2 separate regions of the Homo sapiens genome follow, and region 2 is linked to region 1. The links are chromatin loops, found by intact Hi-C in ENCODE. Cell type or tissue: heart right ventricle. All regions are shown on one strand. Links, peaks and the distances in the headings refer to the core of each region. The heading gives the core; the rest is flanking DNA. Region 1 overlaps MMP24-AS1-EDEM2 (MMP24-AS1-EDEM2 readthrough). Region 2 overlaps GGT7 (gamma-glutamyltransferase 7).

Region 1 (15,374 bases), core at 2,269-10,268:
GGTGAGGCTGAGCTCCAGGCTGCAAGTGACAGACTGGAGCAAAGCTGGGGACAGTGACAATAGAGGGGAGTGGAGGACGGTCACAAACTCGGATCTTCCTCCAGAAATGGGGTCAGCTTCTGCCCCAGCTCTGTAGCCATAGGAGCAGAGCTCAGCTACTGGGGTGTCTGGGCGCTAGAGTGGCCTTAGCAGCACCTTGGTCCTTGTCGCCTGGGGGAGGGCCGCTATGCTGGCCTCATCACCAAGACAGTCACCTCTAGTTCACCTAAAGCCTCAAGCAGCCTTTGCAAAATGGGACAGTAGTGACAGGACATTTAAATATTCACGATGTGACAGCTGGGTCCTTGTCAGACCCAGCTGGGCCACAGCCCTGCCTGCAGCATGTGACCCTAAATCCTGGGTCTCCGAAGAGACCCTGACAAGTGGAGCAGGTTTCCTGAGGGATCTGCCGTCTGCCAGCAGGGAAACCCAGGCTTGTTGCTCACTGTGTCAGAAGCAGGGGTCCTGTAGCCTTGGAGGACAGTGGGGTGGGGGTAGGGGGACATCTGACCAGCAGGTGTTGGCAAAAGGGGACCAGGACTGGTGGTATCTCCCGGATGGGGGATGAGAGCTAGTGCTGGCTTCCCACAGAGGGTGCTGGGTTCCAGCCAGGAGTGGAGCTGTGGTACCTCATGGACACCACAGGATGCCGTGACCACAGGGGCTCCTCCTGGCATGGTCCCTGCCTCCGGATGGAGCCTGGCCTATTCCCTTAAGTAGGGAGTAGTTTGCCCAGGACAGAAGGCTGGCAGCTGGGTGCCAGACACCCACCCTGGGGCACAGCCCCCATAATTCCCTGCCCCACGCTCAGCCTAGGCCAATGCACCCACCACTTCAGCTGTACGACCCCAGCCTAGGGCCCTGCTGGCCCTGGTGAGCACTGGCCAGAGCTGCCCCTCAGACCCTGGTGAGGAAGGGCCTGGCTGGCCAGACCAAGTGGATAGAGAGGGCTCTGGGCTGCTCACACCCATTCCTGGACTGGCCGCTTATAGTAGGTGACAGGCTGAGGGCCTGTCTTGTTCTTGAACTGGAAGATGGTGTAGACCAGCACCAGGATGCAGAGGGACAGGATGCAGGGGATGACCACGGCCACGGCGTTCACGGAGCCCGGCACATCGTTGATGGTCACCATGATGTCCACGTCGTCCTGGGGCAGCCGCCGCTCCTTCCGCCGCTCCACCTCCTTCTGGTTGCAGCCCATCCAGTCACGCAGGATGTTGCGCGGGTAGCCTGGCTCCACGCTCAGTTTCTGGTTGTCAAACTTCCAGTAGTCCCGGCCCTTGTAGAAATAGGTGTAATCTGCAGAAATACAGCCCAGCATCACCACTCCCAGACACTTCCGGCACCTGCTCTGGGGCAGTGTGAAAAGGAGGGCACAGGCACTGTGGCAAGGGAGGCAAGGTGGGCACACCTGGAGGTTTGGGGTGCAGTGCTTGGCTGAGTCATGGAGTAAGAAGCTGCAGAGGGGGGCACCCGGGACCTGGAGTGGTCCGCCTGTCATCCTACGGGTGCTAGGAAACCAGAGGGGCTTCAGGGAGAACTGGGACATGGTTCACTTTGTGCTGCCCAGACAGGACCCCTTGCACGCAAGCCTGGGTCACAGCTCTGTCACACTGTGCGCACAGGTCCCCCTTGCCCCGCTCATGTGGGCTCCATTAAGCCTCAGCCTGGCTCCTGCTTGAGCCAAGGGAGGCAGGGAGCAAGATTTCACCTTGTGTTGACAGCAAGACCTCTCTGCAATTATGGATTTTTTTGGCTTGGCACACATCACTTCACAACACAGATGCAGGACCTTTGGGAGCCTTCTGGGAGAGAGGCTGGGCAGCCCTGCCAATCACTCCCTGGGCAACCACCCCAGGGCTCGAGCAACAGCCTGAGCGGCCCAGCCAGTGGGCAAAGCAGCTTGCTTAGGCCGTCCTCATTGGCTGGCTTCCCACCGTGGCTAGGGCTTTCATTGGTCTCGGTCCTTGATGTCACCTGTCTCTGAGGCTCCCCAAAAAGGGAGATCTTGTGCGTAAAGCATCAGGTATACAAGACAGCCAACAAATAGCAGCTGTGGCCATTGGCTTTCTCAGCAGTGAAGCCTCCTCAGAGACTCCTTCCCAGCCATCTCTAACACGGCCCCCTCTAGCTCGTTGCTCTCTCCCAGCATTTATTTCCTTTTTTTTTTTTTTTAAGACAAGGTCTCACTCCATTGCCTAGGCTGGAGTACAGTGGTGCAGTTGTAACTCACTGCAGCCTCAAACTCCTGGTCTTAAGCAATCCTCTGGCCTCAGCCTCCCAAGTAGCTGGGACTACAGGCACATGTCACCACGCCCAGCTAATTTTTGTATTTTTTTTTTGTAGAGATGAATCTCACTATGTTACTCAGGCTGGTCTCGAACTCCTGGCCTCAAGTGATCCTCCCACCTCAGCCTCCCAAAGTGCTGGGAGTCTTTCCCTTATAGCGTCTGTTGCCATCTTGCTTTATGCCCCTAGACTTGGACGTCTGCAAGTCCTGTTGACTGCTACGTCCCCAGCTCCCACCACACAAGCTGTCTATTATTATGGAGTGAGTGAATGAATCCTGTCAATCCACATAAACTGAAACCCATGATGATGACAATGATGATGACGATAGCAGCTAAAATATACAGCATGGATGGTGTGCTAGGCATTATTTCTAAGTATGCTACATAATTTGTCTTCTTTAATCCTCACAAAACCATTATATAAAGGTAGGTACTGTTATTATCATTTTATAAATGAGAAAACAGAAAACTTATTAAAGATTTGCTCAGATTCATAGTGAGTGGTACTATGGTGGTTACGAACCCAGCCAGTCCAGCTCTAGAGTCTGTGTTTTTGACCATATCAATGGAGATCTATTTAACAAACACTCCTGGAGGCCCACTCTGCATCTGGCCAGGCTAGCAGCTCCTCCTGAGAAGCTCCTAGGCTGGTGGGGAGACAGGCTGAGTGTCTGATGGCAGTCGTGGGGGCTGGTGGCCAGCATGGCTTCTAGGAGGAGTTCAGGAAACATAAAAAGTTTCTCTCTTGATGCAGTGGCTCACACTTGTAATCCCAGGGCTTTGGGAGGCTGAGGTGGGAGGATTGCTTGAGGCCAGGAGTTTGAGACCAGCCTGGCCAACATAGTGAAACCCTGTTGCTACAAAAAAATGTAAATTAGCCAGGCACAGTGGCATGTGCCTATAATCCCAACTACTCGGGAGGCTGATGAGGCAGGAGGATCATTTGAGACTAGGAGGTTGAGGCTGCAGTGAGCTATGATCATGCCACAGCATTCCAGCCTAGGCGACAGAGTGAGACCTTATCTCTTAGAATTTAAAAAAAAATTTTTTTTGAAGGTTTTCTTTCCATCTTCTTGCCCTCGAGCCCTGTGAAAAAGTGGCTTTGAAACATGCATGCCCATCATTGCTTTTCAGATTGGGTAACTCAAGGCGTCCCTGGAGTACACTGAGGATAAGTGTTTGAGAAATGCTGTCTGAAGGAATGAAGTCAGTCTATGACAACGTCTCTCTGCCGTGAATCATTCCTGCAGATGAAAAAGTGTGACTTGGCAGCTGGTAAGTGAATTAATGGACCACGTGAACATGGGTAGATATGAGGCAGTTGTCTGCCACCAGGTGTTTTTTCAAACCTGGACGCCCATGGGCACTGAGTATGCCCGTGGGCACTGGTGAGGACCACATAAAACCGGCTCCCCATGCCCACCCTGGCCCGGCCCTTACGTACATCCTTCCTTGCTGATGAAGGCTCCTTGGGGAGCCTGTGGGATGCCCTTCCACACGGTGATGGGCTTAGGGTAGCCAGGGTCCGTGGCCCGCCGCTCCTCGCTGTAGCGCCAGTACCGCTCGCCTTTGAAAAAGTAGGTCTTGCCCACAGGTTCCCAGCGCAGAGCTGTGTCAATGCCTTCACGGGGCAAACAGCTGCCCAGCTCCCCCAGGCTGTGGGGGTACCCAGGCTCCACCGTCACCTCCTTAAACACCCAATACTTGTCACCTGTGGCCAAGAGGAGCCCAGGATCAGCTTCCCCAGTCACTCAGTGCCGTTTGCCCATCTTCAGGGTGTCAGGTGAAAACAGTCTGATGCCCTCAGCCCCTTGGCCCAGTTAGAGTTGGGAAGGGCACGAAGCCTGAGGCCAGTCACAGATCCTGGACAACTTGCCTCTGCTGCCTGGGCTCCGAGTCCCACCCTCTTTTGTTCATGTGACTTGCTCCTCTCTCCTCTCTGGTGATCTCAGCCACTTACATGACTTTGCATATGCACTACCACTCCCCAAACCTGCTACCAGTGACACCCGACTCTGAGGCTCTCCCACTGGACCTGAGCAGCAGAGCCAGAAACCCTGACCTCCCTCGGCCTACCGGCAGCTCTGCATTGGCTGGCTCCCCAGAGCTCCTCATCTGCACCACAGAGGGGCTCCCTCCTCATCACCTTCTGCCTCCCAGGTCCCCAACAGGGAGTCCTAGCCTCACTGTTGACCCTCTCTTTCCTTCTCCTCTCAGTATTCAGCCACTTCTTTTTTTTAAGATGGAGTTTGGCTCTTGTTGCCCAGGCTGGAGTGCAATGGTGTGATCTCAGCTCACCACAACCTCCACTTCCTGGGTTCAAGCGATTCTCCTGCCTCAGCCTCCTGAGTAGCTAGGATTACAGGCACGTGCCACCATGCTTGGCTAGTTTTTGTAATTTTAGTAGAGACGTGGTTTCACCATGTTGGTCAGGCTGGTCTCAAACTCCTGACCTCAGGTGATCTGCCAGCCTTGGCCTCCCAAAGTGCTGGGATTTCGGGCGTGAGCCACTGCGCCTGGCCGAGTATTCAGCCACTTCTGAGGCCCTCTGACTCTCCTGGCAGCTGTCCCCTGCCCTTCAGCTGCACGGCTCCTCCCTCATTTGGGCCTCATGAGTGGCGCGCTCCAGAACCACCTCAGAAATGGCTGCCCTGCCCCTGCCATGTCTGTCACCTCCTGCCCTCTGGCTCTCTGCTGCTCGGAAACATTCCATGAATTTCCAGCCTTGGCCTAATGGATCAAGACCACATTCTGGCCTGGCAGCCAGGGCTCTTCAGGATTTGCCTCCAAATGACCTTTCTGGGCCATTTCTCACAGCTTTCCAAGGCGGGGCCTCCGTGGCCATCAGGTGGGCCTTCTAAGCCCTGTGGCCGTCCGTACACATCCCAGCCCTGCTCCTTTATTCAGCCGTTGTCCCTCTGGAATGCCTTCCTTGCTTCTCACTATCTGTATCTCACCCATCTGAGGTCTGGCCCGAGTCAAGATAACTGTCATGAAACAACCTAGCACAGTGCTGGGTACAGGGTGGGCACCTTAGCTCCCTCCCACACCCTCCCCCGACCTCCCCAGCTTGAGTGACCTCTTCCCTCTGGGTTCTTACAGAACTGACCCGATGGCCTCCCATGAGGTACTGGGTGGTCTTCAATTGCTTGTCCCACACTCTACTTCATGTGGACGAAGCTGGTCACCCCACCAATCTCGGCACATACAGATTCTCAGTCTCACTTTCTGACTTGATTTGTCAGAGGTCAGTGTCTCCGTTAGACTAGAGGGGCCCTCTGAGGACATCTGCCTCCCACCCCGCCTCTTCCAGTTTAGATGGGAAAAAGGAGGTCCCAAGACCTTGGGCAGGGAACTGTCCCACAGCACAGTCTACATTACCTTTGAAGAAGACAAATCTCCCATCGGCCCTTTCATAGGCTGCGTCGATGCGGGCAGGCAGGCCCTTCCAGAACTGCTCGATCTGCATGGGGTAGCCCTCCTGCACTCGGTTATTGCGCAGACGCCAGAACCAGCGATCCTGGGAGGAAGCGGGAGAGGGGGAGAGAGGTGTGTCAGGCCCTGCCTCCGAACCCAGTGATTGCAGCTGTGGGGCTTAGGTCCCAACAGCCCAGCCCTCCACCGAGACTGTCCATTAGCTGCTTCTGACTTTTAAAGCCCTGGGAGGAAGACAGGATGCTCCTGTAACTGTCTTCAATTCAGCCTCCTGCTGACTCTTGCTGCTGGGTGGACAATGAGACAAACAGCAGACAGGCCTGGTGTGGAAAAGGAGGTGTGAGGGAGCCGGAAAGGATGATGTTGGGGCCTGGAGTGGCCACATGGGGGCAGTGGAGCGTCACTGACATCAGCCAGACTGGTCCTCGGGACAGTGGGAGGCTGGGGTGGTCACTGAGCCTGGGCCGAGCGCCCTCCATGAGGCTGGCTCCATCCAGCAGGGCCAGGATCATGGAAGCCAAGTCATGGGAATTCCCTCGAGACCTGGGCATGAATTCACATTCCTCCATTTATAGCTGCATGACCTAGGCCTCACCTGCAAGTGCAGGTAATAATGGAGAATCAGATGAGAGATTCTAGGCAAAATGCCCAGACCAGTACGGGGCACACAGTCCATGTTGAGTAAATGGCAGCTAAATAGTCCGAGTCCAGTAAAAACGCCTCTTGTAACTGGTGCCTCAGTCTTGGGCTGGTACACAAGCAGTCTAGGCAAGGCCTGTAGCCTCCAGGCCTCAGTTTTCTTTCTTTTTTTTTTTTTTTAGATGGAGTCTCGCTCTGTCACCCAGGCTGGAGTGCAGTGGCGCAATCTCGGCTCACTGCAAGCTCCGCCTCCCAGGTTCATGCTATTCTCCTGCCTCAGCCTCCTGAGTAGCTGGGACTACAGGCGCCCGCCACCACACCCGGCTAATTTTTTATATTTTTAGTAGAGATGGGGTTTCACCATGTTAGCCAGGATGGTCTTGATCTCCTGACCTTATGATCCGCCCTCCTTGGCCTCCCAAAGTGTTGGGATTGCAAGGCGTGAGCCACTGCGCCCAGCCTCCAGGCCTCAGTTTTCTTATGTGTAAATGGGGATGATAAAACCCGGACCTGCCTATGAACGGTTCAGTTGGATCAAAGTAGAATGAGTGCAGAAGAAGAAGCATGATTTGTAAAAGATGGTACAAAAGCTAGTATTTTAAAAGGTGTTTTACAAAGCACTTTCACATCCAGGTTTTTGACCTTATTTTGACTTTCATGTCTCTGTTAAGTTGATCTGAGATATACGGAGTCTTAAGAAAGGCCAGGTGACTTGCCTAGAGCCACTCAGTGAGAAGCCAGACTGGGGCTGACTCACGCTGCCCGATTCCTGCGCAGTGCTCAGTGCGTGCTGGGAGAACTCCACAAGGGGAGCGAGGCAGCCTCTTTCACCATCCTGTGTGATGGAGCCACCCTGCCCAGATCCCCTTCAGAGAAGGGCTTGTTGCCCCAGTGGCCAGCAGTGTGGCCAGCAGGCAGTTTTCAACTGTCAGCCCCTTTGGGGATGTTCCCTGCTTCAGAGAGCTCTCCTCAGTCACTGGATGCCCTTCCTCATCCAGTGATTGAATGAGGTAGGGGTTATAATGTTCCAGATATTTTGGACCCAACGTAGGCTGAGTGACAGGCCACCGTAGCCCCAGAGCTCCCTGCGGGGGTGGCTGAGGCTGCCATGGGCCTCTGTTGCCACTTAACCTCTCCCTCTTCCCTGTCCTGCTTCCTTCTCCCCCTCACAAATGTTGATTCTGAAAGTACTCTCTAATCGAAATCCTGCATTCCAGACCCCACCTCAGAGTTCACTCCCCGAGAGCCCAACCTGCAACACGTCAAGCAGACTGCCACCCTGTCAGTCCATGGCTGATGGAGGACAGATGACAAGATATACCCTGGGCTGCTGCCAGTAGCAGCCCCTCAAGCCTTGGTAGGGTCTGGAGTCAGACTCAGCCACCACTGACCTAGCCCCTACTCCAAGTTGACCATCTTCAGAGCCGGGTACTCACTGGATCTTCACACACTCTTTGTTAGAGGAATGACTCCCCCAGGTTTCGGATGGAGAAACTGAGGTCCCAAGAAGGGTGGTCACAGACCAGAAGCCAGCTTCCAGCACTTTCTCCCAGCATTAACCCCAGGGGAGGTGAGGGATCACCCATCTTTCCCCCTCCCTCTTGGGAACAGTTGATTCACCCAGCAGCACTAGGAAGAGACCCCATGCCCTGGCCACTGGGCTAGCTCCTGTCCAGGCCCCATTGTAATCGAATCCCAAATCAGGAGCCTTCCCCAGCTCCATGATGTCGGGGAGGAGGAGGAAAGGTCAGGGGCCAGCTGGGTGGTGCCAATCCATTGGCCCTACCTTAAAGACAAACATCTCGCCCCGGAAGAGGGCCACTGTGTTGAAGTTGCCGTCACAGATGTTGGGTTTGGTGCCTGGTGTGGATGGCCGGTCCCCGAGGGGCGGCCGAGGGGGCCTGGGCTGGCGCTCGTGTTTCCTCTCCGATGGTGAGTGGATCCTGCGGACGGGGAGTGTAGGGAGTGGCCTTGTGGGCTCCAGAGGCTCGGCTGGGGGTCCTGGAGAGAGGAGCTGCATCTTAGAGAGGGGGCAGCCGTTTCCCGCCTCCCATTGCCAGTCTCAGCATCACCCAGGCAGCTCTGAGACAAGTCTGTCCCAGTTCAGCCTCCTGTTCCCTCTCCCCAGTTTAACTCCCCCAGTCTTTGAGAAAATGGATGAAAATAGCCATTAGAATGGGACTCTCATCTTTCCATCCCCGAATCTGGTATCTTCTCTTTTCTCTCTCCTGTTACAGAGCAATCATGTCCTTCCTTAGGGTCAGCGCTCTTCCTTAGGCCATACCCTCTTTGCCCCCTTCACACGCACTGGCCCCACTTCCTCACCCCCTTCATTTATTCTCTTTCCCACCCCAGTGCAGCTTCTACCCGTCACCCACTCCAACTGCTCTGCCAAGATCATCCAATGGTTACTTGACTCAGACTTTAATAAGCACATGCATCATCTGGGGATGTTGCTAAAATGCAGATGAGGGCTCAGAGGGCCTGGGGTGGGGCCTGAGAGTTTGCATTCCTTCACACTCTCAGGTGATGCTGATGCTGCTGGTCTGAAGACTACATTTTGAGCAGCAAGATTCATAGAAACACTTTCCTGGAAACACTCTCTTGGTTGTCCTCCTGCCTCATGGGCTGTTCTTTCTCAGTCTCCTTTGCTGGCTGCGTGTCCTCATCTGCCCTACTCTAGAGGCTGGCGTGCCCTTGGGTCCTCTTCTCTTCCGTCTCTACATTTTCATCCTTAGGTCAGTGCTTCTTCACTTGGGCTGCATATTAGGATCACCTTTGGGAGCTTTTCAAACTGGATGTTCAGGAAGCACCAGGCCAGCTCTCCAACTTTTTTTTTTTTTTTTTTTTTTTTGAGAAGGAGTCTCGCTCCGTCCCCCATGCTGGAGTGCAGTGGCGTGATCTAAGCTCACTGCAACCTCTGCCTCCCAGGTTCAAGTGATTCTCCTGCCTCATCCTCCCAAGTAGCTGGGACTACAGGCACGTACCACCACACCCAGGTGATTTTTTTTTTTTTTTTTTTTTTTTTTTAGCAGAGATGGGGTTTCACCATGTTGACCAGGCTGGTCTTGAACTCCTGACCTCAAGTGATCCACCCACCTTGGCCTCCCAAAGTGCTGGGATTACAGGCGTGAGCCACCACGCCCAATACCCAACTATTAATAAAACCAAATCTCTAGAGCTGAGGGCTGGGTGTCTGTGTTTTTTTATTAGAATCCCAAGGTAATTCCAAAGGGCAGCCAAGTTGAGAATCACTGCTCTAGGTGGTCTCATCCAGGCTCATGGCTTTACAGACCTGCATCAGAGCTGTCCAGTAGAGTGTTCTGTGATGATGGAAATGGTCCATATCTGCATCGTTCACTACAGTAGCCCCTAGCCACAGCCACATATGGCTACTGAGGTCTTAAGATGAATGACTAGTTCTTAGTGTGACTGAGACCCACTAAAGAACTATAACTGAAATGATAATTTTAATATATTTTTGGGGGGGTAGAGACAGGGGTCTCACTTTGTTGCCCAGGCTGGTCTTGAACTCCTGGCCTCAAGCAATCCTCCCACCTCGGCCTCCCAAAGCGCTAGGATTACAGGTTTGAGCCACCGCGCCCGGCCTAATAAATATAAATTTAAATTTCATTACTATGAAATTTAATACTAGTTTATTTAATAGTAGTTTATTTAATACATACTAGTGTATGACTAGTGGTTACTGTATTGAACAACAAAGATCCCAAATAAGTATTCCAGCCTAGATTTTTTTTTTTTTTGAGACGGAGTCTCACTCTGTCGCCTAGGCTGGAGTGCAGTGGTGTGATCTCAGCTCACTGCAACCTCCGCCTCCCGGGTTCAAGTGATTCTCCTGCCTCAGCCTCCCAAGTAGCTGGGATTATAGGCGTGCACCACCATGCCAGGCTAATTTTTTGTATTTTTAGTAGAGACAGGGTTTTGCCATGTTGGCCAGGCTAGACTTGAACTCCTGACCTCAGGTAATCGCCCGCCTCGGCCTCCAGCCTAGAATTTTGAGCTGCAGACTGGTGGACCCTATTGCTTCACAATTACAAAAGCTGGAAACCCTGGGGGCATCCTTGACCCTCCCTCCTTCCTCTCACCCCATGTCTGATCTGTCAGCAGATCCTGTTGTTCTACCTTTGGAATAGCTTCTGGGACCCACAGCCCCCACCTGGTCTCTGCTGCTTTACTTGTGGAGGTCCTGCCTGTCCTCCAGGGCTCTGGCTGGGTCATCTCCTCCAGAGGGAGCCCTCCTTCTGTGCTCCGTAGCCTGTGGGCTGTGGGTGCCTGTGCTGTCTTGACAAGCATTTGCTCAAGTAAACTGGTCTCCCTAGCTCACCTGACTTGACCAGAACAAGAACCTCACATACCAGTGTGAACAGAACTGGGAGAGAGGTGTGTAGGAGGCCTTTCATATCTTACCTAGATAGCAGTAGCTTCTCATCTTTCACCTTTTCTTTCTTTTTTTTTTTTTTTTTTTTTTTTTTTTTTTGAGACGGAGTCTCGCCCTGTTGCCCAGGCTGGAGTGCAGTGGTGCGATCTCAGCTCACTGCAACCTCTGCCTCCTGGGTTCAAGTGATTCTCCTGCCTCAGCCTCCCAAGTAGCTGAGATTTCACTTGCCCACCACCACACCTGGCTAATTTTTTTGTTTGTTTGTTTTAATATTTTTGGTAGAGATGGGGTTTCACCATGTTGGCCAGACTGGTCTCAAACTCCTGACCTCAAGTGACCTGCCTGCCTCAGCCTCCCAAAGTGCTGGGATTTCAGGCAAGAGCCACCACGCCTGGCCCTCGTTTTTTCTTTTTAAAGAACAAAGCTCTGGTTATAGTCCCCATCACGCTGTATCACCGTTACTCCTGCAGATGTGTGAACCTGCCTGGCTAGAGGTGGAATCTATGGGAGCACTCAGTCACCATCTGGTGTGGGAGGGAGGGAGAGAAGCATGAAGGGACGGGGAAGAGTGTGGAAGGGGAGGGGTAAAGGAGAGGGAATGGGTGGCCCTCACCTCACTTTTGTCCCTCTCAGTTACAGCTCAGACCCTCCCCTAGGTTTCCCAGGTGTGCCAGGGGAAGCCTTGCCCTCTGGCCAGGCAAAGCCATTGGAAGTCTGTAAAGGTCACACACAGAGAAACAGCAGCAGTGCTGATGATAGCAACGTCCCCCTCCCTCGTCCCCTGCCCCATGACAGGTAGGCAGTCACAGCCCAGCCCCGAGGAAGGAGCAGTCCCCCCTCTCCCTGCCACACACCATAGATCTTCTGGATGCCCTGGAGATCGTCCTGGGGCAGCTTGAAGTTGTGCGTCTCCATGTACTGGTAGAAGGGCGCCATGATGGCGCTGGGGTCGCTGGAGTGCTCCAGTCCCAGCGCGTGGCCCAGCTCATGCACAGCCACCAGGAAGAGGTCGTTCCCTGTGGAGAGGAGTGTGGGGAGGTGCCCAGGGCACCTGCTTAGATATGAGTCGGTCAGCCAACCCATTACCTCAGCAAACACCGAGCACGGGCCCTGTGCCAGGCCCCGTGCTGGACACCAGGGACATACAGAGAAATCAGGCACAACCCCTGCCTCCCAAGCCTCTCTGCAGAGCAGGGACAAGGAGAGAGAGAGTGACAAGTGAGGCAGAGGGCTCTGGGTGCTTTAAGAATGTCTGGGAGGGTCGAGCAGGGATTCTGAGGAGAGAGGGGTCATTTAAACCTGGAGGAAGATGTTCAGGGAAAGCTTCACAAAGGTGAAGTTGAAGCTCAGTCTTGAAGGATCAGAAGTTAGTCAGGAGAACGGATTCAGGGGGCAGGAGAGGAAGGGTGGGGGTGGCATTCCTGGCGGATGGAATGCAATAAACACAGTCCAGAGACAGGCAGTTTCATTCCACCTGGCTCTGGAACAAAGCAGGAGGGGAGGGCCGGAGAGAGATGAGGTCAGCCAGGCTGGAAAGCAGGGCGCTTAATGCCATACAAAGGAATTTGGATCAGCTTCTTGGCTAGTGGGGGGTTTAAGTAGGAGTGGGGGTGGTGATACAATTAAATCACTCTGGCTGCAGTTGAGGGAGGATTAGAGGGAACAAGACCTGGGGCAGGGGGATCTGTTTGGATGCTGGGGTCCAGGCGAGAGATTGTGGGGAAAAGCAAGAGAGATCAGATTGTTACTGTGTCTGTGCAGAAAGAAGTAGACATAGGAGACTCCATTTTGTTATGTACTAAGAAAAATTCTTCTGCCTTGAGATTCTGTTAATCTATAACCTTACCCCCAACCCTGTGCTCTCTGAAACATGTGCTGTGTCAACTCAGAGTTAAATGGATTAAGGGCGGTGCAAGATGTGCTTTGTTAAACAGATGCTTGAAGGCAGCATGCTCCTTAAGAGTCATCACCACTCCCTAATCTCAAGTACCCAGGGACACAAAAACTGCGGAAGGCCGCAGGGACCTCTGCCTAGGAAAGCCAGGTATTGTCCAAGGTTTCTCCCCATGTGATAGTCTGAAATATGGCCTCGTGGGAAGGGAAAGACCTGACTGTCCCCCAGCCCGACACCCGTAAAGGGTCTGTGCTGAGGAGGATTAGTAAAAGAGGAAGGAATGCCTCTTGCAGTTGAGACAAGAGGAAGGCATCTGTCTCCTGCCCGTCCCTGGGCAATGGAATGTCTCGGTATAAAACCCGGTTGTATGCTCCATCTACTGAGATAGGGAAAAACCGCCTTAGGGCTGGAGGTGGGACCTGCGGGCAGCAATACGGTTTTGTAAAGCATTGAGATGTTTATGTGTATGCATATCTAAAAGCACAGCACTTAATCCTTTACATTCTCTATGATGCAAAGACCTTTGTTCACGTGTTTGTCTGCTGACCCTCTCCCCACAATTGTCTTGTGACCCTGACACATCCCCCTCTTCGAGAAACACCCACAAATGATGAATAAATACTAAGGGAACTCAGAGGCTGGCGGGATCCTCCATATGGTGAGCGCTGGTTCCCTGGGTCCCCTTATTTCTTTCTCTATACTTTGTCTCTGTGTCTTTTTCTTTCCTAAGTCTCTCATTCCACCTTACGAGAAACACCCACAGGTGTGGAGGGGCAACCCACCCCTACAAGAGATGAAAAGGCCCTGAGCTGGCTGGGCGTGGTGGCTCACGCCTGTAATCCCAGCACTTTGGGAGGCTGATCGGGGTGGATCACTTGAGGTCAGGAGTTCGAGACCAGCTTGGCCAACATGGTGAAACCCCATCTCTACTAAAAATACCAAAAATTAGCCAGATATGGTGGCCTGCGCCTATAGTACCAGCTACTCCGGAGGTAGAGGCAGGAGAATCGCTTGATCCTGGGAGGTGGAGGTTGCAGTGAGCCAAGATCGCGCCACTGCACTCCAGCTTGGGCAACAGAGTGAGACTCCATCTCAAAAAAAAAAAAAAAAAAAAAAAGGATGCCCTGAGGTGGAGGGAGGGAGTGGGGACAAAGAGAGCAAGTCCTGGCAAACTGGCAGTCAGCTTCAGGAGACCCCGGGCAGGGCAGGTGGGGCCCGGGCGTGGGCAGCTCTCTGCAGGACCTTGGTTGTGGAAGCAGGGAACTGTTGGCTAAGATTGAGGCAGGGATTCAAGTGTAGGTGAAAACACACTCCAGGTCCTGGAAGTGGGACACAGGATCCTGAGGGTGGAACTGAGGCAGCTCCATGGCACGGTGGTTACGAGCTTGGGCTCCTGAGTAGGACAGATTACCTTCATTCCCCCTGCCAGTTTGTGAATATGGCCAGCAGGGCTACCCCTAAGCCTCAATGTCCTCACTTGTAAACTGGGGGCATCAGACCTACCTCACCGGGTTGTGTGAGGTTGAATAAGATACACGTGAAGTGCGTGGTATGACACAGAATGGCAGCTGTTGTAATCCTATGTAAGATAGAAGCTTGGTTACTGGAGGAAGCCCATTGACCAGAAAGGAAGCACGAGGCCAGTGGAGCGCCAGCAACCAGATCCTCTGAAAGCCAACTCCCCTGGGCTTCTGTATTGTGCCTAGGACAGGACAAGGAGGCCTGAACTTAGGGGGATGAAGTAACCGCAGCTTTGGGGAGAAAATGCAGGGGGTAGGGAGTCAGGTAGGCTGTGGATCACCAGTCCTGACTCCTGTCTGCCCAGTGTCAGACCCTTGCTTGCCTTGACCTCTGGCATTTGTAGCCCCTTGAGCCCTGCCTCTTATCTTCTGGCCCTAAGGCATGGCTCGGCCCATTCCTGCCACCTGTAAGTCCAGGGAGGCTGCCAGGAACCTAGGAGGTGGTCTAGAGTCCTACTGCCCACTCTGGCCCCAGCGTCACTGGCCTAGGGACACATGGGGGTGGGGATTGTTTGGCCTTCCTGGCTTAGGTCTCTGGAAGAGAGAAGAACCCCATGGGGCAGACCCAGGCCACGGGCAGTACATGCCTCCCACACTACTGACACCGCCAGTGTCTTCTGTGAAGCCACCTTTGAGCAACGGAAAGGAAGGGGGATGGGCAAGATCAGTGCAAGGTTGGCCAAAAGCCTGGGGCTGGCCTTCTGCTGGCATGAGAGGGCCAGGCCGCCCCCAGCTCCTTACTCAGGTCCTGGCCCCTCTGGCAGCAGGGAAGGGTGAGCTCATCGCTGAGCTCCATCCCAAACAAACTGGTAGAGCCAGCGGAAGGCAGCTCTGCTTCCTGGGGTCCAGTCCTGGCTGTGCTCCTGGGCTATTCTATGACCTGGGACAAGCTGTTCAGGGCCTCTGTCTCCTGAGCAGGCTCTTCCCCAGGGGCTGTCCACAGGGAGCTCAGCTGGGAACCAGGGAACACGGCTCTGAGCACTGTGGGAGACTCAAAACCTTTGTCCGCAGCCTTGTCTCTTGCTCTTTTAACCCCTGTTCTGGGTCTGCAGAGAACAGGAGTGACCCCTTAAAGGAAAGAGGCCTGTGGTTTGGGTCCAGGAACCAAAAGGAAGGGAAGAGCGAGGGAGCCAGTATCCTGCTGCACAGAAACCCAA
Region 2 (15,374 bases), core at 3,377-11,376, 410 kb after region 1:
TCCAGCAAAATAACAAAGTTTGGGTCTTATTGGCCTGGCTTTGTTCACATTGCCTGTTACTGCACAGAGGTACCTGTTCTGACTGGCCAAGTCTGAGTTATATACTTTGGTCAGGGATGAGGGAGTTGGCTGAGAGAGGAGAGAGAATGTTCCTTAAAAGAAAATTGAATGAGAAGTGGTATCCAAGCAGATACCAGGGATGAGCCCTGAAGGTAAAAATTAGATATCTACTAGGCCAACTGCCTCCAGACAGCTTCTTATGGTGTCCCACAAATTTATAATAACCAAAATTGAACTTGTCATCTTTCTCCCAAAAGACTTATTCCTTCTGGTTGCAAATTAATCTTTTTCCAGTATCCTGCTGTTGCTCTTCCCTATCAGTAAAATCAACACTGTTATTGCCCTAGCTGTTCCACAGTGCACATAGTAGGTACTCAGTAAATATTTTTATTGTATAAATCAATAACTTTATGATGGACTGGTGGAGTAGAGAGTCTTGAATAGCTATGATAGGGACATGTCACCTTTACCTCCTGGATCCTTATATCTGACTGGAGAAAACAAATTAAACCATACCTAGGGCCGGGCACAGTGGCTCACGCCTGTAATGCCAACACTTTGGGAGGCCAAGGCGGGCGGATTGCTTGAGGCCAGGAGTTTGAGACCAGCCTCATGGCCAACATGGTGAAGCCCCATCTCTACTAAAAATACAAAAATTAGCTGGGCATGGTGGTGCATGCCTATAATTCCAGCTTCTTGGGAGGCTGAGGCATGAGAAATGCTTGAACCCAAAGGCGGAGGTTGCAGTGAGCCGAGATTGCGCCACTGCATTCCAGCCTGGCAGGAAGATTATCTCTCAAAAACAAAGCAATAAGTACCAAGAAATAGCAACAAAAATTAGCTTGTAAGGTTGGTTTCTGAGGGTAGAAATGGCTCTTGATGCCATGTGGAGCAATGGGAAGGAGGCTTTCTAGTTACACAGACTCTTGGTCCTGCCACTTATTCATTTTATTTTATTTTATATTTTACTTTAAATTTTTTGAGATAGGGTTTCACCCTGTCGCCCAGGCTGGTGGGCAGTGGCTCACTGCAGCCTCGAACTACCAGGCTGAAGTGATGCTCTTACCTCAGCCTTTCGAGTAGTTGGGACAACAGGTGCACACCACCATTCCTGGCTAATTAAAAAAATTTTTTTGTAGAGACAGGAGTCTTGCTATGTTGCCCAGGCTGGTCTTGAATACCTGGGCTCAAACAATCCTCCCACCTCGGCCTCCCAAAGTGCTGAGATTACAGACGTGAGCCACCAAACCTGGCCCACTTACTCATTTTATGACCTGAGATGGGCAATATCACCTTTCTTGGTCTTAGTTTTCTCATCTGTAAAGTGGCGAGAGTGGGACTTATTTCATAAAGTCTTGGGAACACTTCAATAAAGGAATATATGTAAAATGCTTAATATGTAGTCAGCATCAATAAATATAAGTTCAAAACCCTTTCCCACACTTCTTTTGAAACTTCTAATGCCGGGTGCTGTGGCTCACGCCTGTAATCCCAACACTTTGGGAGGCTGAGGCGGGATGATTGTTTGAGCTCAGGAGTTTGAGAACAGCCTGGGGAACATAGCAAGACCTTGTCTCTATTAACAACAACAGCAACAGCAACAACAACAACAACAACAACAAGACATTTCTAGGGGCCAAGGAGAGTTCTGTGCCTACAGTGGGTGTTTAACGTCTGTTTGTTTGGATGAATTCCAGTTTTATTTACAGACTCTGTGATGCTGATGTTGAGGGTTAGAGGCAAGCATTATGAAGTGAGGGAGAGTCTCAGAAGATAACCTTTTTTTGAAAATAAAGTTTAAAAACAGCAGGGTGCGGTGGCTTATGCCTGTAATCCCAACACTTTGGGAGGCTGAGGCAGGCAGATCACCTGAGGTCAGGAGTTCAAGACCAGACTGGCCAACATGGTGAGACCCTGCCTCTACTAAAAATATAAAAAATTAGCTAGGCGTGGTGGCATGTGCCTGTAATCCCAGCTACTCAGGAGACTGAGGCAGGAGAATCACTTGAACCTGGGAGATGGAGGTTGCAGTGAGCCGAGATTGCGCCACTGCACTCCAGCCTGGGCGACAGAGTGAGACTCTGTCTCAAAAACAAAAACAAAAACAAAAATTACATGTTCATGATAAAAAAAAAAAAAGCAATAGTGAGGAAGAATAAAAAAGTCCCCTTTCCCATTCCTATCTCCCTGTAATTTTTCCTTTTCATTTCAAAATATATGTGTTAATTTTTTTTAGAGACAGGGTCTATCTATGTTGCCCAGCCTGGAGTGCAGTGGCTATTCATATTGCAATCATACTGCAGCTTTGAACTTCTAGACTCAAGTGATCTCCTGCCTCAGCCTTCTGAATAGCTGGGCTTACAGGCATGCACGAGCACTCCCGGTTTATGTATTGATTTCTAAAAAGGAAATAGATATAAGTGGTAAAAATTTCAAACCAAAAAAACTCCCACCCCATCTCATTCCCATCTTCAGTATCCTTTCCCAAGAGTAACTTCTGTAATAATTTATAAACATTTCTTGCATATATCATCATTTTATCTATATATTTGGTTTCTTATTTACACAAAAGATGGGACTGTGGATCATGAAGGTCTTTAAACACCACAAGGAGCTTAGATGTTTATTATGTTGGCATCAGTGAACCACGTATTTTAAACAGAACAATAAAATGGTCAGTTTTTAATATTATCACATAGACTTTTAAAGGGGTTATAGTCCTAGTGCATAGTAGCAGGTACTAAAAAAATTGAATGAATAAACTTTAAAAAACATATTGTGAGTACAGCATGAGGTCAAGGTAAAGTAAAGACTATTTCTTTACTGTTCACAAACACCTAGGACCTTTAGGCCATTTAGGGACCTGGGTTCACAGCTAATAACACTCAGAGGAGGGAGCTATGGGATGGAAGAGGGTCTCAGCCCTGGTCAAGGTGGAAAAGGAATAGAAATAACTTGGAGTGAGTACCTACAGTGCACTGGGTGCACATCACCTCATGGAATCCTTGTACCCCTATCCCACCAGTTAGGGATTAGTTCCATTACTAGAATGAGGAAGGTGAGGTGCATGACTTGACTGACTTGTCCATAGCCACCAGCAAATAGTGAGCTTTCAGTTCTCTCCTACCTCCACTCTTATCGTCCTCCAGTTTGTCTCCAGACAGTAGCCAGAGGGATCATTTTAAAACACAAAACAGGCCGGGCGCAGTGGCTCATGCCTGTAATCCCAGCGCTTTGGGAGGCTGAGGTGAGTGGATCACTTGAGGTCAGGAGTTTGAGACCAGCCTGGGCAACATGGCGAAATCCCATCTCTACAAAAAATACAAAAATTAGCCAGGTGTAGTGGGGCATGCCTGTAGTCTCAACTACTCAGGAAGCTGAGCTGAGGTGGGAGGATGGCTTGAGCCTGGGAGGCAGAGGTTGCAGGGAGGCAGAGGTTTCAGTGAGCTGAGATGGTGCCACTGCACTCCAGCTGGGGTGACAGAGCCAGACCCTGTCTCAAACAACAACAATAACACACAGAACAGATGGTTTCACATTCTTGCTTAAAACTCTCTAGTAGTGGGCTGGGTGCGGTGGCTCACACCTGTAATCCCAGCACTTTGGGAGGCTGAGGCAGGTAGATCACCTGGGGTCAGGAGTTCGAGACCAGCCTGGCCAATATGCTGAAACCCTGTTTCTACTAAAAATACAAAATTACTCAGGCATGGTGGCATGTGCCTGTAATCACAGCTACTGGAGAGGCTGAGGCAAGAGAGTCGCTTGAACCCAGGAAGCGGAGGGTGCAGTGAGCCAGGATTGTGCCATTGCACTCCAGCCTGGGCAACAAGAGCGAAACTCCATCTCAAAAACAAACAAAAATAGCCTCTCGAGTAGTGACCTCCCATAGTCCTTAGGGTAAAACCCAAGCTTCTCCCCAGGCTAGTAGAGCCCCACATATCTTCCTTTTTTTTTTTTTTTCTTTTGAGACAGAGTCTCACTCTGTCACCCAGGCTGGAGTGCTGTGGCGCGATCTCGGCTCACTGCAACCTCCACCTTGTGGGTTCAAGTGACTGTCATGCCTCAGCCTCCCAAGTAGCTGGAATTAGAGGCACACATCACCATGCCCAGCTAATTTTTGTATTTTTAGTGGAGCCGGGGTTTCACCATGTTGGCCAGGCTGGTCTCAAACTCCTGACCTCAAGTGATCCACCCGCCTCGGCCCCCCAGAGTGCTGGGATTACAAGATTGAGCCACTGCGCTCAGTATGTATCTGGCCTAGCTTCCACCCTTACTACTCTTTCCCCATGCCTGCTACACCAGAGCCGCCCAGGCCTTGGTTATTTTTTTTTCTAATGTGCCAAGCTCATTCCCACTTTAGGGCCTTTGCATCCACTGTTCCCTCTTTCCAGAACATTCCACACACATACTCTTTGCTCTACATTATAGCTGGCTCCTTCTCATCCCTTAGTTTTCAGCTTAAAAGTCACTTCCTGAGAGGCCTTCCCTGATTTCTGCAGCTAAGGAATCCTCCCTCCCCTACCACCATTATTCTGTCATTTCCTCCTTTTTCTTCATAGCACCTGCCACAACTTGTAATTATAGACTCCTTTGCTTATTGGCTTTTTCTTCCAGGGCTCTATGAACCACATGAGGGCAGGAACTATCTGTTCCCGTCCCCTGGCACCTAGCATAGGGCTCTCCATATTTAAGGAATGAGTGAGCTGATAACTGAAGTGAGGTTGGAAGGCAGGGTCCCTCCACTCTGTTTATGTAGCTGCCTCCTTGCATGGAAGGCTGGGCCCCAACTGGGGCAGGATCCGATTTCCACTGAGGGCTGGAACCCCCACCCCACCCCCCAGGAAGTGTTCTCAGCCCTGGGCCCTGGGTGCCAGGAAATTTGGCCTAGGTATCAGGGAGGGGCGGGAATCCAGCCTCCCTGCTGCCCAGCTGGGGAGGTCCCTGTCTCTTCCTAGCCGGGCACCGTTGCCCCGCCTGTCCTGGGGTGCACGCGAAAATGAGGAAAGGTGAGTAGTGCTAGCCAGTGCGGGGATTGTGTGGCAGGGGCGGGGCAGGGAAAGCGCTGAATAGTCCCACCTGGAGGGTGGGCAGGGCCAGATAGGAGATGCCCAGACCGACCCCGGCTGCCTGCCCGCAGACCCGGACTCCTTCCTGAAGTCTGCACGGCTGCAGCGGCTGCCATCGTCGTCGTCGGAGATGGGCAGCCAAGACGGGTCGCCGCTACGCGAGACGCGCAAAGACCCGTTCTCCGCCGCAGCGGCCGAGTGCTCCTGCCGCCAGGATGGGCTCACGGTCATCGTCACGGCCTGTCTCACCTTCGCTACCGGTGTCACCGTGGCGCTGGTCATGCAGATCTACTTCGGGGACCCCCAGGTGAGGGGGACAAATGGGGAGGGGGAGGAAACTGGGGAGTGGGGAGTGGGGTAATGTTTGAGGAACTGTGGAAACTGGGGAATGGCTGAGTGGTAGAAGGGGAGAGAGGGTGGTGACTTGGGAGAGGAAGGTCCCAAAGAGAGGAGCTCCAGGGCATGAGGGAGACAGAACAAGGAAGAATAAGGACAGATCCATTAGGAGGCACTTGGGGTAATGAGGGCAGAGTCAAGGCAACAAGGGGGCAGGGCTTCGACCTTCATGCCGCGTAGAGTTCTAGGGCTAGTGGAGGTGCCCTAGGGAGGTGGACAGCTCCTCCTGCCCCCACCAAGTCCTCTTTCCCCTCCCAGATCTTCCAGCAGGGTGCCGTGGTGACCGATGCTGCCCGCTGCACTTCACTGGGCATCGAGGTGCTCAGTAAACAGGGATCTTCTGTGGACGCAGCGGTGGCAGCAGCCTTGTGTTTGGGTATCGTGGCTCCACACAGTTCTGGCCTGGGCGGGTAAGGAGCAGTGGAGGTCGGGGTCCCCCAGGCCTACTTCTTGCCTCCAGGTCTGTAGGCCTCATGTGCAGCACTCCTAACTTAGGGAGAGGGGCTTTTGGGCCCCAACTCCTTGCATTTTCTCTTTCTACACCAAATTTCACCCCCTTCTCCCTGGATGGAGTCAGAAGAGCAAAGCTACCTTATGGAAAACCTGAAAGTGTTTTCAGAAGCTTTTTTTTTTTTTTTTTAACTAGAAAAAGAAATTTGTAAACCATAAATTAAGATGCACAGGTGGAGGTATACTGTCATCAATTAAGGCAGAGATATTTCAACTTCTAGGATCATAAATCCCTATGGGTCTGATGAAAAGCCTTGCACCCTCTGTCCTCCAAAAATACACCCTGCACTAAGAACTCTTAGAAGTTACAAGCTGGCCACCCATGGGCAACACCCAGCACACAGACTGGTTTGGTTTAGACACTGAACTGTCTTAAAATTTTGTTTGCTTTTGTTAAAAAGTTGAGAATTTTCATAAAAATCCAGATTTCCAACATCTCTTGAACAATCGGGAAATCCGATAACAACTTGGGCCCGCATTCTCACATGGCTGAAGTTACCTGGCGTGGAATAGAAGCTGCTTCCCATGATGGGCATGCACTGTCCAGTTTGCCGTAGTTTCTACCACTTCCTCTTCTCTGTCCTGCTTGCCTTAGTTTGTCATTTGGCTGTGGGCATTTAAGTTTGCAGCCCCCATCTTAGACGTAAATAAGCTACAGAAAAGGAACAAGCTGACAAAGTTCCTATCTTGGCTCCTGTAAGACCAGCTCTCCAAGCCGTACCAAAGAAATTCCTCTTTTGGTTTTGCATGTTCTATCCTTACATAATCCAGTCCTGGGGGAGGGGCAAGGGACATACCAAGTAGACAGGTGCAGGAAGCTGGCAGGGGTCCAGCTCTGGTCCAGGGTGGGGGCATGGGGCAGAACATCCTGTTCTGCCAGTCTCTGGGCTTTTCCTAATCAGGGATTAAAGTCTCCAGTGACAGGATAGAAGAGGTCCATGGACCCTGGGTCTCCAACCCTCTTGGTTTTGCTCCCATCCTCTTAGGGTGGCTGAGTCTGTGAATCCATGCTGGGGAGGGAGCTCAGACACCTGACCCCAAATGAAAAACTGAGCCTACAGCTCTCACCACTGGGGGTGGAGGGGCAGCAGATTCATTGTACAGAGGGGTAGCATGTTATCATCACACTTCCCCTTCTGTGTCTCTCCCAGTGGGGGCGTGATGCTGGTACATGACATCCGACGAAATGAGAGCCACCTAATTGATTTCCGGGAGTCCGCACCAGGGGCCCTCAGGGAAGAGACCCTGCAAAGATCCTGGGAGACCAAGGTGGGGACCCTGGTGAGAAGAGAGAGTTCAGGGGAGTCTCTCTTCATTGCCCTTCTGCTAACCCAAGCATTAATTTGCTAAGTATTTACCAGGGGAGTGGGAAAAAGAGTTGAGCAGGATTCTCTTAGGCTATGAGAGAGTCAGGCAGCCCCCAAGATAAAATAATGAACTAGAAAATCTGGAACCTTACTTCTCTGGGAATCTTACCTATCTGGCACGTGGGAAGGAAGAAAAAAGGCTACTGAGTACCCTGAAATGTCACGAAGTTGATGCAATGAAACTCACACATCTCACTCTGAGCCAGTTGACTATAACTTTCCCAGCCCTTGATATATTGGAAGATTAGAGGGGAATTGCCAGAAGTAAACCAACTGTCTGCTGAAAGAAAAAGAAGATATCGAATAACTTGGAAAAATGGGTACTTAGTGCGGTGGCAAAAGCCAAACACACCCCTGAGTCTTCAGAGCTCAGAGTAATGGTGGGGTGAAACTGAATAGGTTAAATGAAGGTCCTTTGTCCACCGTTTTAAAAGGTAGGGTTGCCTGGGCACAGTGGCTCACACCTGTAATCCCAACACTCTGGGAAGCCAAGGCAGGAGGATTGCTTGAGGCCAGGAGTTTGAGACCAGCCTGAGTGACATAGTGAGACTTTGTCTCTACAAAAAATGCTTTGAAATTAGCCAGGCACAGTAGCATGCACCAAGGATCGCTTGACTTGAGCCCAGGAGTTGGAGGCCACAGTGAGCTATGACTATGCCACTGTACTCCAGCCTGGGTAACAGGAAAAAAAAAAAAAAAAAAAAAAAAAGGCAGGGGTTGGTGAAATCCAATGTAGACAGGTGTCTTTCTACACTGGTTATGTCCTGGCTCTTAAAAGAGTTTTGCTTAATTTATAAATCCCCCAACTACGGCAGCTAAAAGAGGCCTTTCTGCATTTGCTGATAGGAAGTCAGGGAGATGGGAGGGGTGCCTGCTTGGGAAAGCTTGTCCCTCCCCTGGGATACTTGGCCTGTGTCTCTCCCCTGTGCCAGCCATCCCTGGCTTGGGGCTCTGCGGAGTTCAGCCCAGCACCCCCCTTCCAGTGACCTGGTCTCCTCTCTCCCTCGCCTACCCGCCTTGCCCAGCCTGGGCTCTTGGTGGGGGTTCCCGGAATGGTGAAGGGGCTACATGAAGCTCACCAGCTCTATGGCAGGTAACAACCCTCCCCCTGGGGACCAGGGACCCCCGTTTGCATCTCTCCTTGGGTGGCCTTCTCCTACTTCCCTGGATTCTTCCTTTCCCAACTCCCCCTCCTAATATCCCCTTCCCTTGCCAGGACTCTCCTTCCCAGGAACCCCCCTCCCCCCGGACCCCTCCTCATTCCCCCAGGACCTCCTCCACCCCCTGCTCTCCGGCCCCCCCAGGCTGCCATGGTCCCAAGTCCTGGCCTTTGCAGCAGCTGTGGCCCAAGATGGCTTCAACGTGACTCATGATCTAGGTCAGTGGGGCCTGGGGATTTGGGAGAGACATGAGGTTGATGGAGAAGGGTAGAATCTTTGAGATTTGGAGCCCAAGCCAGAGAGGCCCTCTCTTCCAGTTTGCTCCTCAGACCCCCTCCCCACCTTATCCCACCCTCACCTGGAGGCGGCCTCAAACGAGGGGGTCTGGGAAGGGCCCTTAGACATCCCTGCCTCGCACTTAACAGGCTCCTGGGGGTCAGGGCACTTAGGGTGGGCCACTCAGCCCCCATCTACCCCATCTATTGCGCGTCTCATCCGGTCCAGTCCTGGCGTCCCGCCCTGCCCAGCCTCCCGTCCCTGCCCCTAGCCCGTGCCCTGGCTGAACAGCTGCCACCCAACATGTCCGAGCGCTTCCGGGAGACGTTCCTGCCATCGGGCCGCCCGCCACTACCTGGCTCGTTGCTGCATCGGCCCGACCTGGCTGAGGTGCTGGATGTACTTGGCACCTCCGGCCCGGCTGCCTTCTACGCAGGTGGCAACCTCACACTGGAGATGGTGGCCGAGGTAAGTGCTCGTGTTGTGCGGGTGGGGGCATGCCCCAAGGTCCCTATTGCAGGACATCCGCGTCCGCATTTTTTCCTTCCTTCCCTCCCTCCCTCCCTTTCTTTCTATATTATTTACTGTGGATTATGTTCATTTGAAATTCTAGAATAGTCAAAACTAACCTCTAGTGACAGAAATCAGATCAGTGGTTGGTGGGGCTGGGAGGAGCTGACTGGGATATGACATGAAAAACCTCCTGGGATGATGGAAGTGTTGTCTTTTTTTTTTTTTTATGAGACGGAGTCCTGCTGTGTCACCCTGGCTGGAGTGCAGTGGTGCGATCTTGGCTCACTGCAACCTCCGCCTCCCAGGTTCAAGTGAGTCTCCTGCCTCAGCCTCCCGAGTAACTGGGATTACAGGTGTGCACCACCACACCCAGCTAATTTTGTATTTTTAGTAGAGATGAGGTTTCACCATGTTGGCCAGGCTGGTCTCGAACTCCTGACCTCAAGAGATCCACCTGTCCTGGCCTCCCAAAGTGCTGGGATTACAGGTGTGAGCCCCCATGCCTAGCCAGAAGTGTTCTGTCTTGATTCAGAGGTACCTTTGGGCTTCTCAGGGGTGATGCCAGCCTGTGCAGGGGCTTGTCATGTCCCTCCCAGGCCTGGTGGAGACCCAGTATCGGCCTCAGCTTCCCTAAGCTCACAATCCTTCCCTGCTTTTGGGTTTTCTAGGGACTGAGGGAAGCACCTCTTTCATTGTTGAGTATCAAGACTGGGGAGATTGACACAGAAGTTTACCATCCAATCCCAAAGAGTCCCAGTCTCAGGCAGTAACAGATGTGAGAACTGTCATTAATAGTGCAAAAGTCCTAATGGAAAATTAAGTTCATGGTAAGGATGCATAGACCAACTCAGTGGTTCTCTCATCTGAGCAATGGGGATGATTATATCTGTCTCTGCCATACAGTTGTGGGAATTAAATAGGTCTGTTATTCATTCAACATTCACAGAGTGCCTGCTCTGTGCCAAGCCCTATGCTGGGCACTGGATGTGGCGATAGACTCAAACAGACTTAACTGGAAAGTCCAGGAGATTACTGGCTTTAGATTCTTCTGTGTCCAGATTATCAATCCACTGTGTTAGGATTTGCTCTCCCTCTTTCTCTTTCTCTCTCTCTCAACTCTACTTTCCTTTGTTTGGATTCACTCTCAGATCCTTTCCACCTGCTCCCCACCAGCCCATATCAGGCCATCCTTCCAGCAAGCTATCCCAGAGAAAGAGCATTTTTCCTTCCCAGTAGTTCCAGCAAAAGCCTCCAGGTTGTGTCTTATTAGCTCATCATAGGTTTCATGACTATTCCCAAATCAATCACTGTGGCACAGAAGGGAATGCCCCAATTGGCCAGGCCTGGGTTGTGTGCCCTTTCCTGGAGGTGGCAAAGGGAATGCAGGAGATTGTAACAAAGACCATCAGATCTTTGATAAAAAGAAACCCAAAGTTGAGTTTATTAACTTGCCAGAAAAAGGAACTCAAGAATTCAAATGGGCCAGGCCATGGTGGCTCATGCCTGTAATCCCCACTTTGGGAGGCCAAGATGGGTGGATCACTTGAGCTCAGGAGTTTGAGACCAGCCTGGGCAACATAGTGAGACCCCATCTCTACAAAACATACAAACATTAGCCAGGTGTGGTGGCATGTGCCTGTAGTCCCAGCTACTCAGGAGGCTGAGGCAGGAGGATCATCTGAGCCTGGGAAGGTTGAGGCTACAGTGAGCCATGATCGTGCCACTGCATTCCAGCCTGGGCGACAGAATGAGACCCTGCCTCAAAAAAAAAAAAAAAAAAAATCAATGTGTAATTCTCTGAAGATAGATAACTCAAGGGTTTCAAGTACTATAAGGTACAAAAAAGGAAAGGATTCAGAGTGGTTATGCTAATTTAGGGTTGACAGCACACTGGATAGGATGGAATGAGCCCATTGGTTTGTACAAGATTGGTTCATTGGTCAATAATGAGGGCTTGGTTATGTCCAATAAGGGTCAGTCCTTCTAGGATCACTCAAAGTCATGGTTTTCTAGTGGCTTTAGTTGGTTGTGGTGAGATGCAGCATTCAGTTTTGGTATCTCCTAGGCAAGTGTGCCATAAGTAGAAAACCTTCCTTTTACATAGGCAGAGAGAGCAGCAGGTACAAAGACACGAAGGCATGAGTTCAGGAACTGCAGGTCACTCTGCAGCTGCATAGAGCTCACTGGGGAACAGCAGGACATGAGGTGGGAGGGGTAGGCTGGGGCCAGATCACAAAAAGTCTTGAATGGCAAGCTAAGGAGGTCATTCATGGAATGTACCCAGTGTGATGCCTGGCACATGATAGGTGCTCAATGTTAGTGCTTTTCCCCCTTCCTTTTTCCTGAGGTGTCTAGGGATAATGGGGTCTCTAAAGGCCACGATGGGGGTTGCAGAAGGCACAGAAGTTATAAACAGCTGATCTGTCTGTGATCCAAACGTGTTATAGGCCAAAACCACCATGTCACAGTGGTGGGAGGTCATTCCCTCATTCTCTTCCCTCCAGGCTCAGCACGCAGGGGGTGTCATAACCGAAGAGGACTTCAGCAATTACAGCGCCCTTGTGGAGAAGCCTGTGTGTGGCGTGTACAGAGGTGACCTCTCCCCCGGCTCCCAGGGTCCCCCCTCAGGAGAAGCCTCCCAGTCCATGGCCACATCGTTTTGGCCTAGAGACTCCTCTCCATTTCACAGGAGAGAAACTAAGGCAGTGAGCTACCTGGGCAGTCAACTGTTGAAGCAAACCAGAGTCAGCCCACCTTCTGAAAAGTAGCTGTGGGGTCAGTTACCCCAAGTATTTAGGATATTGGGGGGTGGACCTGGTCAAAGGGTCCAACCTGGAAGTTGGGGTTCTGGCCATAGGTTTTCTTGATTTGGGCTCTGTGTTGCCTCTGCCCTTTCCCCAGCAGCGCTGTCACTGCCCTGTACTTCCTAAGAATTTTTAAGACAAAGTCCATCCAAGCTTCACAGTAGAATGAACCTTTCAAGACAGTCATAGACCCAGCTCCTCATAGTGCCAAAAAGAAATTGAGGCCCGAGGAGGGAATATAACAACTGGCCAAACTCAAGAAAACCAACAGGGAACCCAGAAAACCAAGCTTATGACATGGGTGGGGTCCATGTTTACTGAACCCAAGGTGGTAGGTGCTGGATTTCTCAGAAGATTCTCAGGTTCTTTCCCTTCTAGGAGAGCCAGATCACATCAAGCCCCAGGAAAGGGTTTCTCTGAGTTCAACTTTCCAGGCCTCAATCTCCAACCTGATTCCTCTGCCAGAGGCAGTGGAATATGAAGCAATGGAAAGAGCCTATCAGCTGGGTGCAGTGGCTCAGGCCTATAACCCCAGCACATTGGGAGGCTGAGGCAGGAGGATCACTTGAGCCCAGGAGTTCATGACCAGCCTGGGCAACATAGTGAGACACCGTCTCTATAAAAAATTTAAAAATTACCCAGGCGTGGTGGTGTACCTATAGTCCTAGCTACTCAGGAGGTTGAGATGGGAGGATTGCTTGAGCCTGGGAGGTCAAGGCTGCAGTAAGCATGATTGTGCCACTGCACTACAGCCTGGGTGACAGAGTGAGACCATTATCACACACACACACACACACACACACAGAAAAGAAAAAAGAACAAGCGTAGCGTTGGAGCTAGGAAGACCTGGGTTTGAGTACCAACTGTGCCATTTACCTTGAACAAGCTACTTCCCACTCTGAGCCTTGGTTCCCTCCTTAAAATGGAAATAATAATAGTGCCTACATCTTAGGATGCCCATAAGGATTTGATGAGATGATGTAGGAAGTTGCCCTGATCAGAGCATGCACTGAATATAGATTTTCCATTTCCCCTTCCCAGCCTGGGTTGTCTCAACAATGCTAGTACCTTGAGTGCTCTGGATTCCCCTTGTCTCTCTGTACCACAGTTTCTGGACCTATCAAATATGTGTGATAACAGTAGCCACAGTGAGGACTAAATGAGTTAATGTTAGTGTTATGCATCAGCTATTATTCCTTTGATGTCCAAACATCTAGTAACAGAATAGGAAGAGAAGGTTGCTGCTGCCAAGAAGTTTGGGGCTGGATGAGACCATCAGGAGTCATGGATAATATCCTGGCCTATGGGAGAGCTAAAAGGAGACACATGACAGGCCAGGAATATGAACATCTGGTCACCTGTTTCTGCTGTGCTCTGCTGATAGCCTGCAGTGTGACTCTGGGCAAGCCACAGCCCTCTTGAGCCTTAGTTTTCTCAAATGGCAGAGGAAACTGAAGACCAGTGTTCTGAGTTCAAGTCCTGGCCCTGCCCTTGACTTGCCATGTGAACTTGAATGAGTCTCTTTGCCTCTCAATGTTTCAGTTTCCCCATCTGGTGAGGGAGTTCAGCGCAGTGGTCTCAGTGTGTGATGGTGGAATGTGGAGATGGGATGTGGGATGTGAAGGTGCCTTGACCCCTACCCTGCCATCAGTCACTTCCTGTCCTTTCAGGCCACCTGGTTCTTAGTCCCCCACCTCCGCACACGGGCCCTGCCCTCATCAGTGCTCTCAACATCCTGGAGGGCTTCAATCTCACCAGCCTGGTATCCCGAGAACAGGCTCTTCACTGGGTGGCAGAGGTAAGGCTGACCCGTCTGCCTTTCCCTGGATTTAAGGATATTAGGAGTGGGGAGATTGGGTACTGCCATAGGGCAGGACTAAATCCCCTCCAAGTTTTCTCACACACGAAAGTCCACTGGGTGTGGGTTCTGGGAGGGGCCTGGCAGCCTCTTCCATATCCCTGCTGTATTTTCAGACCCTGAAGATTGCATTAGCCCTGGCCAGCAGACTGGGAGATCCCGTCTATGATTCTACCATCACTGAGAGCATGGATGACATGCTCAGGTGGGTCTTGGGCAGGACCTGGGGGCTACAGAGGCAGCGGTGGGTGTGGGGAAAGGGTCAGGAGAAAAGCAGCTGGTATAGCAATAAAGGCCTGAAATCCTAAGTCAATTTCAGCTCAACCCCAACTCACAACGTGACACTGGGTGCCTCTCCCTGCACCTCACCTTTCCTATCAGCACAATGAGTTGGCTTACTTCATGTGGCTCTTAAATTTTTTTGAGGCTAGCATAGCACCTATATAAGCCCATCTGCTCCTCCTTTTGAGTAGGAAAAGAAAGCTCAATACCAAACAAAAGCCAGGCACGGTGGCTCACGCCTGTAATCCCAGTACTTTGGGAGGCCAAGGCGGGTGGATCACCTGAGGTCAAGAGTTTGAGACCAGCCTGACCAACATAGTGAAACCCTGCCTCTACTAAAAATACAAAAATTAGCCGGGCGTGGTGGCGCGTGCCTGTAGTCCCAGCTAGTCAGGAGGCTGAGGCAGGAGAATCACTTGAACCCGGGAAGCAGAGGTTGCAGTGAGCCGAGATCATGCCACTGCACTCCAGCCTGGGTGACAGAGTGAGACTTTGTCTCCAAAAACAAACAAACAAACAGTCTCCAAGCAAATACTGAAGGTGGTGGTAATACAGCTTCATTAGCAACATAACATAGTAGTAGCTTGTGGGCTCTGGTGAGACTGCCTTCATTCAAATTCCAGCTTGACCCTTCGCTAGCTGTGCAGCCTTGGGCAAGTGGTTTAAACTCTCTAAATCTGTTTCTACAAGGGGGCTTGACAATAATGGTATCAACCTTGTAAGGTTGTGGTAAGGACTAAACAAAATCATACATGTAAAGCTTTGTTTGGTTGAAAATTGAATAAATGTCTTCAAGTAATCTTTGGTAACTTATTCTCTAATCAGCTATGGATAATCCAACACATAGTTATTAGGTAAGAAACCCTCAGTTGAATTTTTTTTTTTTTTTTTTGAGATGGAGTCTCGCTCTGTCGCCCAGGCTGGAGTGCAGTGTCATGATCTTGGCTCACTGTAACCTCTGCCTCCCAGGTTCAAGCAATTCTCCTGCTTCAGCCTCCCGCCTCAGTTGAATTTTTAAAAGTCTGGAGCATTACATATTGTTTCTAAGGTCAATGCAAACTTTGCTCTAAAACACACACACA

What was found. Peaks named below come from ENCODE experiments on the same cell type or tissue, not always from the same donor. Only the 100,000 strongest peaks of a DNase experiment are listed, where the experiment ranks them.
Region 2: a loop joins it to region 1, with 2.4 times the contacts of the local background. A loop is called at or near these places in 20 of 110 quality-filtered maps.

The regions. Positions count from the first base shown.
Region 1 is chr20:35,260,236-35,275,609 of GRCh38, reverse strand. It overlaps MMP24-AS1-EDEM2 (MMP24-AS1-EDEM2 readthrough), which reads left to right. Exons shown (of 15, transcript NM_001355008.2): 2 at 3,465-3,605. It overlaps MMP24 (matrix metallopeptidase 24), which reads right to left. Exons shown (of 9, transcript NM_006690.4): 5 at 11,658-11,819; 6 at 8,191-8,405; 7 at 5,712-5,850; 8 at 3,775-4,041; 9 at 1-1,338. The coding sequence ends at 1,001. Among named protein-coding and RNA genes, the nearest start is that of MMP24-AS1-EDEM2, 10 kb to the left of the region's middle. RefSeq lists enhancers at 1-160, 1,842-1,911, 12,049-12,810, 12,811-13,574, 13,575-14,336. In heart right ventricle, for the core only: CTCF peaks have their summits at 5,940 and 6,140 (motif pointing right); a DNase peak (open chromatin) is centred at 6,149; H3K27ac peaks cover 96 bases.
Region 2 is chr20:34,853,372-34,868,745 of GRCh38, reverse strand. It overlaps GGT7 (gamma-glutamyltransferase 7), which reads left to right. Exons shown (of 15, transcript NM_178026.3): 2 at 5,198-5,433; 3 at 5,781-5,932; 4 at 7,184-7,301; 5 at 8,425-8,492; 6 at 8,704-8,777; 7 at 9,107-9,303; 8 at 11,853-11,940; 9 at 13,823-13,950; 10 at 14,127-14,215. Among named protein-coding and RNA genes, the nearest start is that of GGT7, 12 kb to the left of the region's middle. RefSeq lists an enhancer at 5,162-5,713. In heart right ventricle, for the core only: no CTCF peak of the experiment used is centred there; a DNase peak (open chromatin) is centred at 6,861.